Regions from separate parts of the Homo sapiens genome. Here region 1 is linked to region 2. A link is a contact called in ENCODE Hi-C or POLR2A ChIA-PET data. All regions are on one chromosome and are shown on one strand. Each heading gives the region's core, a stretch centred on a gene start or an enhancer-like site at or near the end of the contact. The rest is flanking DNA. Distances are from core to core; before and after follow the strand shown. Region 1 overlaps CACNA1C (calcium voltage-gated channel subunit alpha1 C). Region 2 overlaps CACNA1C (calcium voltage-gated channel subunit alpha1 C).

Region 1 (3,667 bases), core at 42-2,541, 46 kb before region 2:
GACCAAAAAGGCTCAGAACTTCTGCATTAACTCATTTAATTCTCAGAATAGCCCTGCAAGGTATATATAATTAACCCCACTTTAGGAGCAAGAATGTTGAGGCAGAGAGAAACAGTGCCTAATCTAAGATCACACAGCCAACAAGTGTTCAAAACAGGACTTTAGCCAAGGAGTCCATGTGATCTCAACCATGATGCTACCCCGACTCCAGGACGGGCCGAGGGCCCCACCAGCAGAAGTGAGAGCCTTGCCTCCATGGGGTTGAGCAATCTGTGCTCCTCTCCTTTTCTCTCTTCTTTCTTTTCTTTCTGTCTCTTTCTTCTTCTTGTTCTTTTTTTTTTTTTTTTTTTTAATAGAGACAGGGTCTCTGTCACCAAGGCTGTAGCACAGTGATATGATCATGGCTCACTACAACCTCAAACTCCTGGGCTCAAGCAATCCTCCCACCTCAACCTCCCAGGTAGCTGGGACTACAGGCACGTGGCATTATGGCCAGCTAATTATTTTTATTTTTGTAGAGACAAGGTCCCACCATCTTGCCCAGGCTGATCTAATTCCTAGGCTCAAGCAATCTTCCTGCTGCTGCCTCCTAAAGTGCTGGGATTAACCAGTGAGAGCCACAGTACTCAGCCCATACTTCTCTTTTTTCCCCAGATTGTGTCAGCCAAGTCAGGCCAAAATGTGCCCCCCACAGCAGGGAATTAGTGACCATGTGGAGGTGCAGGATGTCGGTCTTCCTTCTGATGGTTTGGGACTGCTGGACCCAGGCTGCCAGGCAAGCTGGTTTCTCCTGCACACCAGTGTGCAGTCTGGTGGATGCTGGTGGGGAGAGGGGGATTCTCTGAGCATGACCATGAGAACACCCAAGAAAGCGGGACTTAGCTCACAAAGCTATTACTAGTGCTTTCTGTCACCCAGGCTGGAGTGCAGAAGTACAGTTCTAGCTCACTGCAGCCTCCACCTCCTGGGCTCAAGCAATTCTCCCACCTCAGCCTCCCAAGTAGCTAGGACCAAAGGCACGTGCCACCATGCCTGGCTAATTATTTTACTTTTTTAGTAGAGACCAGGTCTTGCTACATTGCCCAGGCTGTAATGCACTCATTCTTACTGATAAAATGAAAAACAAAACAAAACGTATAGCTCCTGCTCTGCATTACATTAAGAAAGCTACACACTTAGATCTGATACAATGCTTAGTCTAATAATGACAGGCTGTCTCCGGGCCAAAAAAATAAGTCGTCCCCAACCACTTCCTCCTGTCAAAAGACACTGGAAAATTCTGCCCTGCTCTTAGCTCCCCCTTGCAACATCTCAAAGCGGCTCTGCTTCTTAAAGAGGCAACTTACTTCTGGTCTCCTGAGGTTTGTTTTGTTCTTTTTTTCTTTTTTTGATAAAGACATTAATTTTCCTCATTAGCATTTTGAATTCACTCAGGGATGTTTTAACTACTTAGTTATGATCCAAATAAAGAGTGGCTTGCAGCCCCTCTCAGAGGCTGTTTTAAGCTAACCAGTCTCAAACTTCAGCATACATCACAAAAACCTGGTGGGCTTGTTAGAACACAAACTGCTGGGTCCCGTGTGGGGCAGGGCGGGGTGTGGGGAGCTTCCTTTTTGTAGAATCGGCACTTCTAGTAGGTTCCCAGGTGATTTTGATGCAGCTGGTTCAGGGCCATATTCTGAGAACCACTGCTTTAAGCTACCTTTCCTTAAATGGAAAAGAAAAACAATTAAGTGAAGGAAATATTGAGTTCCGTGATTTCCCCAGGGCCAGGTGAAAGACTTCCACTTATGAAAAGGCCTTGGTTAGGAATCATGCTGAACTCACTAGTGTAATTCCATCTCCCTCATCTATTTTTGGAATTTGAAAACACATATGTTAATTTATATTGAATTCATAATATTACTTTATTAATCCATCTCTCAAATGGATTACTTTTTAAGGGAGATTTGTGCCTTCTTCTCTCCTGAAAACTTAAATATTCATTTTAATGAGACAAAAATAACCAGAATTTGATCAGAAATATTCGGTAACTTTAAGGAGCTGATGCTCACATATCTACAATAATAAGATAGAAAATATTCAGGCGTCTTAAAATACGAGTTATCTGAAATCGAGAGGGAAGAGATTAAAGTGATGATGAAAGGGACAGTCTGGAAGGGCAGCATTGATACAGCAGAAGGGGCCCTGGATTAAATCTGGTTGGGAAACCCAGTCCCAGTTACCCCACTGAGGAGCCTTATGGGCTCGGAAAATTGGTTTTTATGGACCTCAGGTTCTACATATGCAAGATGAAGATAACACCGTCCTCCAAAGACGATGATATAATTAAATTTAGTTGTTTTATCCCACATCATTTTTTAAGAACTTGAGATTTTTAAAATTTCACATTTAAAAAAAAAACTTGAGGAAAAAATGAGTTTTCAAAAATTAATGAGTAAAATACATATTTTAAAACAATATATACCAACCAAAAACACACAGTAAAATTATTCTGACTAATCACAAATGCTGGCCTAAGTTTCCTGGCAGTTAAACTGAAGAAGGGAATTATTACATAACTCTCATTATCTCATAAATTGAGAGGCGGAAACAAGCGAATTCCTCAAAGCAATGAATGAGATCATGTGTGTGAAAGCTTCTGGCAAATAACCAGAAATAAGATGTCATTATTAAGGTTTCAGGAAGAGGTGGGATATGAGCTTTACTATGGTGGGACAGGGCAGACCCCAAACACAGCAGGTGATGAGATGTAGTACAAAGAAACTCTGCCTCCCTCTTCTCTTTCCTTTGGCTTGGTTCTCAAACCTCTGCCTACTGCAGAGTGGGAGTGCACGTGCTGAAGGCAGATTGAGGGTGCTCTTCAATCAAGTTGAGAGTGTAGCATTCACTTGTATGAAAATGCCGCTTCTGTAGGTCAAAAAATATCAGTGATTTCCTAAGGTTAAACCTAACAGTAAGACCAAGTGAAGTGGAGGCAACAGGTATAAAGAATATACCATTTCAAGGCTGTCTTTGCAGTTCTAACAGTTAGAAAAGAACATTCTGAAGACTAGAGAGTTAAACCTTAGTTTGGAACCTCACTGCTTGAGAACCTGGGAGAATCTGGAGGAGAAGAGATCAATGAAAATGCTTAAAGACTTGGAGAGGAAGGGAACACGCTAGAGCGGGGGTCCCCAGCCCCCAGGTACCGGTCCATGGCCTGTTAGGAACCAGGCTGCACAGCAGGAGATGAGCGGTGGGCAAGCCAGCATTACAGCCTGAGCTCCAGCTCCTGTCAGATCAGCAGCAGCATTAGATTCTCATGGGAGCAAACCCTATTGTGAACTGTGCATGCTGGGGATCTAGGTTGCATGCTCCTGATGAGAATCTAATGCCTGATGATCTGAAGTGGAACAATTTCATCCCAAAACCATCCCCTCTCGGTCCTCCATGGAAAAATTGTCTTCCACGAAACTGATTCCTGGTGCCAAAAAGGTTGGAGACCGCTGTGCTAGAGAAGACTGAACTGTCCCACCACAGCCTGGTCCCGTCCTCCAGGGTACTCAGCTGGACTACATTTCTCAACCTCCTTTGGAGACAGGTGTGGCCCATGGCTGACTTCTGGCCAGTGAAATGTCAGTGAAAGTGATAGTCACAACTTCCGGGCCTGGACGATCTTGGCCGC
Region 2 (3,581 bases), core at 392-2,891:
GCAAGGTCCTCAGGCACACTCCTGGGGTCCCGGGCCCACCTCCCCGGAGCAGGGAGAAGTCACTGAGGGCATACAGGGCCATCCCCTTCAGGCTCACCTTGCAATGTGCAGTGTGGTGACTCAGGGCACGCCTAGGCTTCATGTTGCTTCCAGCGACCTTGGCAGTTGCTCAACCTCTCCATGCTTCAGTTTCCTTCTTTGTAATTCAAGAATAATAGTCCTAGTTCACGAGATCAGTGTGAAGACTGAATAATGACCACACGTAGTAAGAACTAAGATTTATTGAACCATGATTTTATTATAAGCCCCGGACACATATGTATCTGGTTGGAGTCCTGCAATGACACTCTGAGGTAGGTACTATTACTATCCTTATTTACAAGTGAGAAGTGGAGTCACAGAGGGGTCGAGCAAGTTACCCACATCATAGAAATGGTGAGCAGGAGCCCAGAGCACTTCACATGAACCCCTCCTCAGCAGCGCCAACTTAAGGACCATCCAATTTCAGATATGCGCTGCTTTAGAGATGGACAAACTGAGGCACAAGGAGGCTGGAGCAGACTCTGCCTGCTCTTCCTCACAATTATTGTAATGCTGCAAAGGCACCCTTGAGGGACAGATGTCAGAGAAGCAAGACAAGAAGCTATGGTGGTGTTACTGACTCTCAGCCTAAGAGCTGAAGGTGCAGGTCTTCCCTCCCCAATGTGAGCGCCAGTTCCAGCCACAAATCTCCTCTCCCAAACTCGCGATTCAGCCCTGCTGATCAACTGCAGAGAAGGTGCTGTAAAAACCGGCTCAAATCTTGAGGTGCCCTAGACATGAGAAAATGGGCTACAGCTACCGCTTAAAAATGTGGACGGATGGACTGCGGGAGGAGGGGCAGTGCGAGAGCAGCAGCCCATCCGTGAAGAGAGGAGAAGCTGGGAATGTGTAAGCAGAGCCATAAATCCCTTGTCAACGCTGCCTCCGTGCCTTCCCTCTGTGGACGGGGCCCGGGGCCTGGGAGGCCTGCAGAGGGGAAGGAAGCCTAGCGTTTAGCCTCTGATGGCCAGAAAGATAGCTCCACACGGTGTCTGTCAGAGCACCAGGAGAGCAGACACACTGAGAGTTTCACTCATTAACATCGGTGTTGCCATGACAATAAGCTGTTGCCAGGTAGCAGCGAACTAGGAGAAGAGTGAGAATTAGCAAAGCCTAAAAATAAAGCTGTTATGTTTCTTCCCCCGTCTAGATGTCCATGTGTAACAGGCAATAATCTCGCCGCCTCCTCCTCACCCCAGCCCTGGAAGACCACATGGGACAGACAGGGCCCTGCACAGAAGGGGAAGGTCACCTCTCCAAGGGAGGCAGAGAAAATAGTACCCGAAGATAGTGGTGGCCAAAATCTGAAGGCCAGCAACAAGCAGCACCAGAGAAAGCTCAAAGTAAAAAAATCCCTGGGAGGGATTTTTCCTTCCCTTAGGAAGTAGCTGACCTGAAGCGTTAACCTCAGTTCCAGATTGGAGCAGGGCCCTTCCAGGCTGTCAGATGCCCGTCCAGCTCCTTGGCTCTGAAAGAATGGGAAATGGCAGGCGCTGGCTCCTGACTGACTTTTCTCCTGGAAAATATTTAGCCGGGCCCCAGCCCCAGAGGCATCTGTGGGAGTCAGGAGCCTAGACTGGGCACATGGGCAGTTCCTGGTTGCTTTTATAAGCATGCTACCGCCAGAGGAGCCACTGTGATAACAATTCCAAACAAGAGGATATTTTAACAATCAACATCACTGAGCAATGTGTTAATATCTCCAAGGGACATGCAATAGAATTATTTTCAGGATCTTCCAGTTTGGCTCTGATGTCAGAGGAGAAAATGCATGGTGTCCAGTTCTGTGCTTCCTTTGTCCATCCCTCCCACCAGACTGTAAGCTCCATGAAGGCAGAAACCATGTCTAACTAGTCACCCTCATGACCGCAGCACCTGCTGTCACACCAGACACTTAGTCAGTGTGCAATAAATACACAGAGGAAAGAGGAAGTGGGGAAGGGGCAACTGACTCAATCATAACAGAGTCAACATTCTAGATAAAACAGTAAATATATTAACAGTAAAAATACCTGGCCTAAATAAAATACATACCTTTCTAAAATTATAAGCTCTGCATTCTAAGGACTGAATCCTATTCCTGATCTAACTCTCTATTCTCAAAAAATAAGTTAGCAAGTATGCAGGTGTCATGCTTTAAGCAGATCAGATTAGTTGAAATCCAGAATTTTGGGGCAATGATTTCCTTTATAAGCAACCGTAAGATTTCCTCAAACACAGAACCTGCATGATCTCTCTAAAGTAAAATTGTTTAATTCAGATAATATGTAATAATCTGGATCTATACATTGAATGAAGCTAGCGGCAACCACTGGATTCCCGGTTTCTTTCCTTGCAACCACACTTACCTTTGAGTTCTCTCTACCACAGGCTGATGAGTGCTCAGGAAATGTAAACAGTGGCTAATTTTGCTATCAGTGCAAGAAACACACATTTAGGAAACAAAATTCATTCTTTGTTTCACCATCACCCCATAAAAACATATAACCTGGAACAAAATATTAATAATTTCTTGGTTCTTTAACTGCTCTGGATTACCCAGCCATTGATCCAAATACCAGCTCCTGCCTCTAGGCCTCCAAGCTTGTGTAAATAACGTAAAGGTAGCAGAAAGAGGCCGGGCGCGGTGGCTCATGCCTATAATCCCAGCACGTTGGGAGGCTGAGGCGGGTGGATCACCTGAGGTCAGGAGTTCAAGACCAGCCTGGCCAACATGGTGAAACCCCATCTCTACTAAAAATACAAAAAAATTAGCCGGGAGTGGTGGTGGGCGCCTGGAGTCCCAGCTACTCGGGAGGCTGAGGCAGGAGAATCGCTTGAACCTGGAAGGCGGAGGTTGCAGTGAGCCGAGACCATGCCATTGCACTCTAGCCTGGGAGAAAAGAGCAAGACTCTGTCTCAAAAAAAAAAAAAAAAAAAAAGCAGCAGAAAGAGTAACAGGTGAAAGAAAGGAGGAGCCAAATGACTGGGAATTTGAGGGCAAGCCCTGCTCATGTCCCCCCAAGCCCTAACCTCCAAGCAAGGCCAAACCTGCATGAATGACTTTACACTCTTAGAAGAAGGAGAGTCTGCTGGTGGGGTCCTACTGAATTAATCATAAAGATGCATAAGGCTGCTAGAGTTAAAGAGGCCTCAACAGAGGGTCATAGATTTACAAAACTACAGCAGCAACAGCTATCCAGTTTGCCTTTGGCATTGCCTCTAGAGAAGTTAGAGTCCACGGACATACTCCTTCTCTACCAACATGAGACACCCCAGACCTCTCCTGGTGAAGCCATGTGCCCACAAAACCTGACGTTCTCACCACCAGGCACAGCCTGGACCAATCCAATAAGCTGCTGGAACATGGTTACTGTGAGGTGTAAGAAAGTGGGTAGCATCCTGTAAACTACAAAATCCCAAATTAAATCTGACCTTGACCTGACTGCCTGGGAGGACTCCTAATTCAGGGAGCTCTGCCTGATTTACTGCTCTCATTGCTGACGCTGAAGGGACCTTCA

What was found. Hi-C counts contacts between places; a loop is a spot of excess contacts on that map. ChIA-PET counts read pairs that join two places held with the same protein, here RNA polymerase II (POLR2A).
Region 1: a loop to region 2 is called in a map of ascending aorta, with 2.2 times the contacts of the local background. The contact joins two enhancer-like sites. A Hi-C loop is called at or near these places in 3 of 168 maps with a recorded cell type or tissue (Right ventricle myocardium inferior, ascending aorta and chondrocyte). POLR2A ChIA-PET finds 5 or more read pairs at or near these places in 1 of 52 experiments (OCI-LY7).

The regions. Positions count from the first base shown.
Region 1 is chr12:2,257,160-2,260,826 of GRCh38, reverse strand. The region is part of intron 3 of CACNA1C (calcium voltage-gated channel subunit alpha1 C); the gene reads right to left. Among named protein-coding and RNA genes, the nearest start is that of CACNA1C-IT3, 11 kb to the left of the region's middle. Within about 2 kb of position 1,291, at least 3 of the 41 ENCODE cell types and tissues checked have a DNase peak (open chromatin) inside an H3K27ac peak, as active enhancers do.
Region 2 is chr12:2,211,136-2,214,716 of GRCh38, reverse strand. All of the region lies in intron 3 of CACNA1C (calcium voltage-gated channel subunit alpha1 C), which reads right to left. Among named protein-coding and RNA genes, the nearest start is that of CACNA1C-AS4, 11 kb to the left of the region's middle. Within about 2 kb of position 1,641, at least 5 of the 41 ENCODE cell types and tissues checked have a DNase peak (open chromatin) inside an H3K27ac peak, as active enhancers do.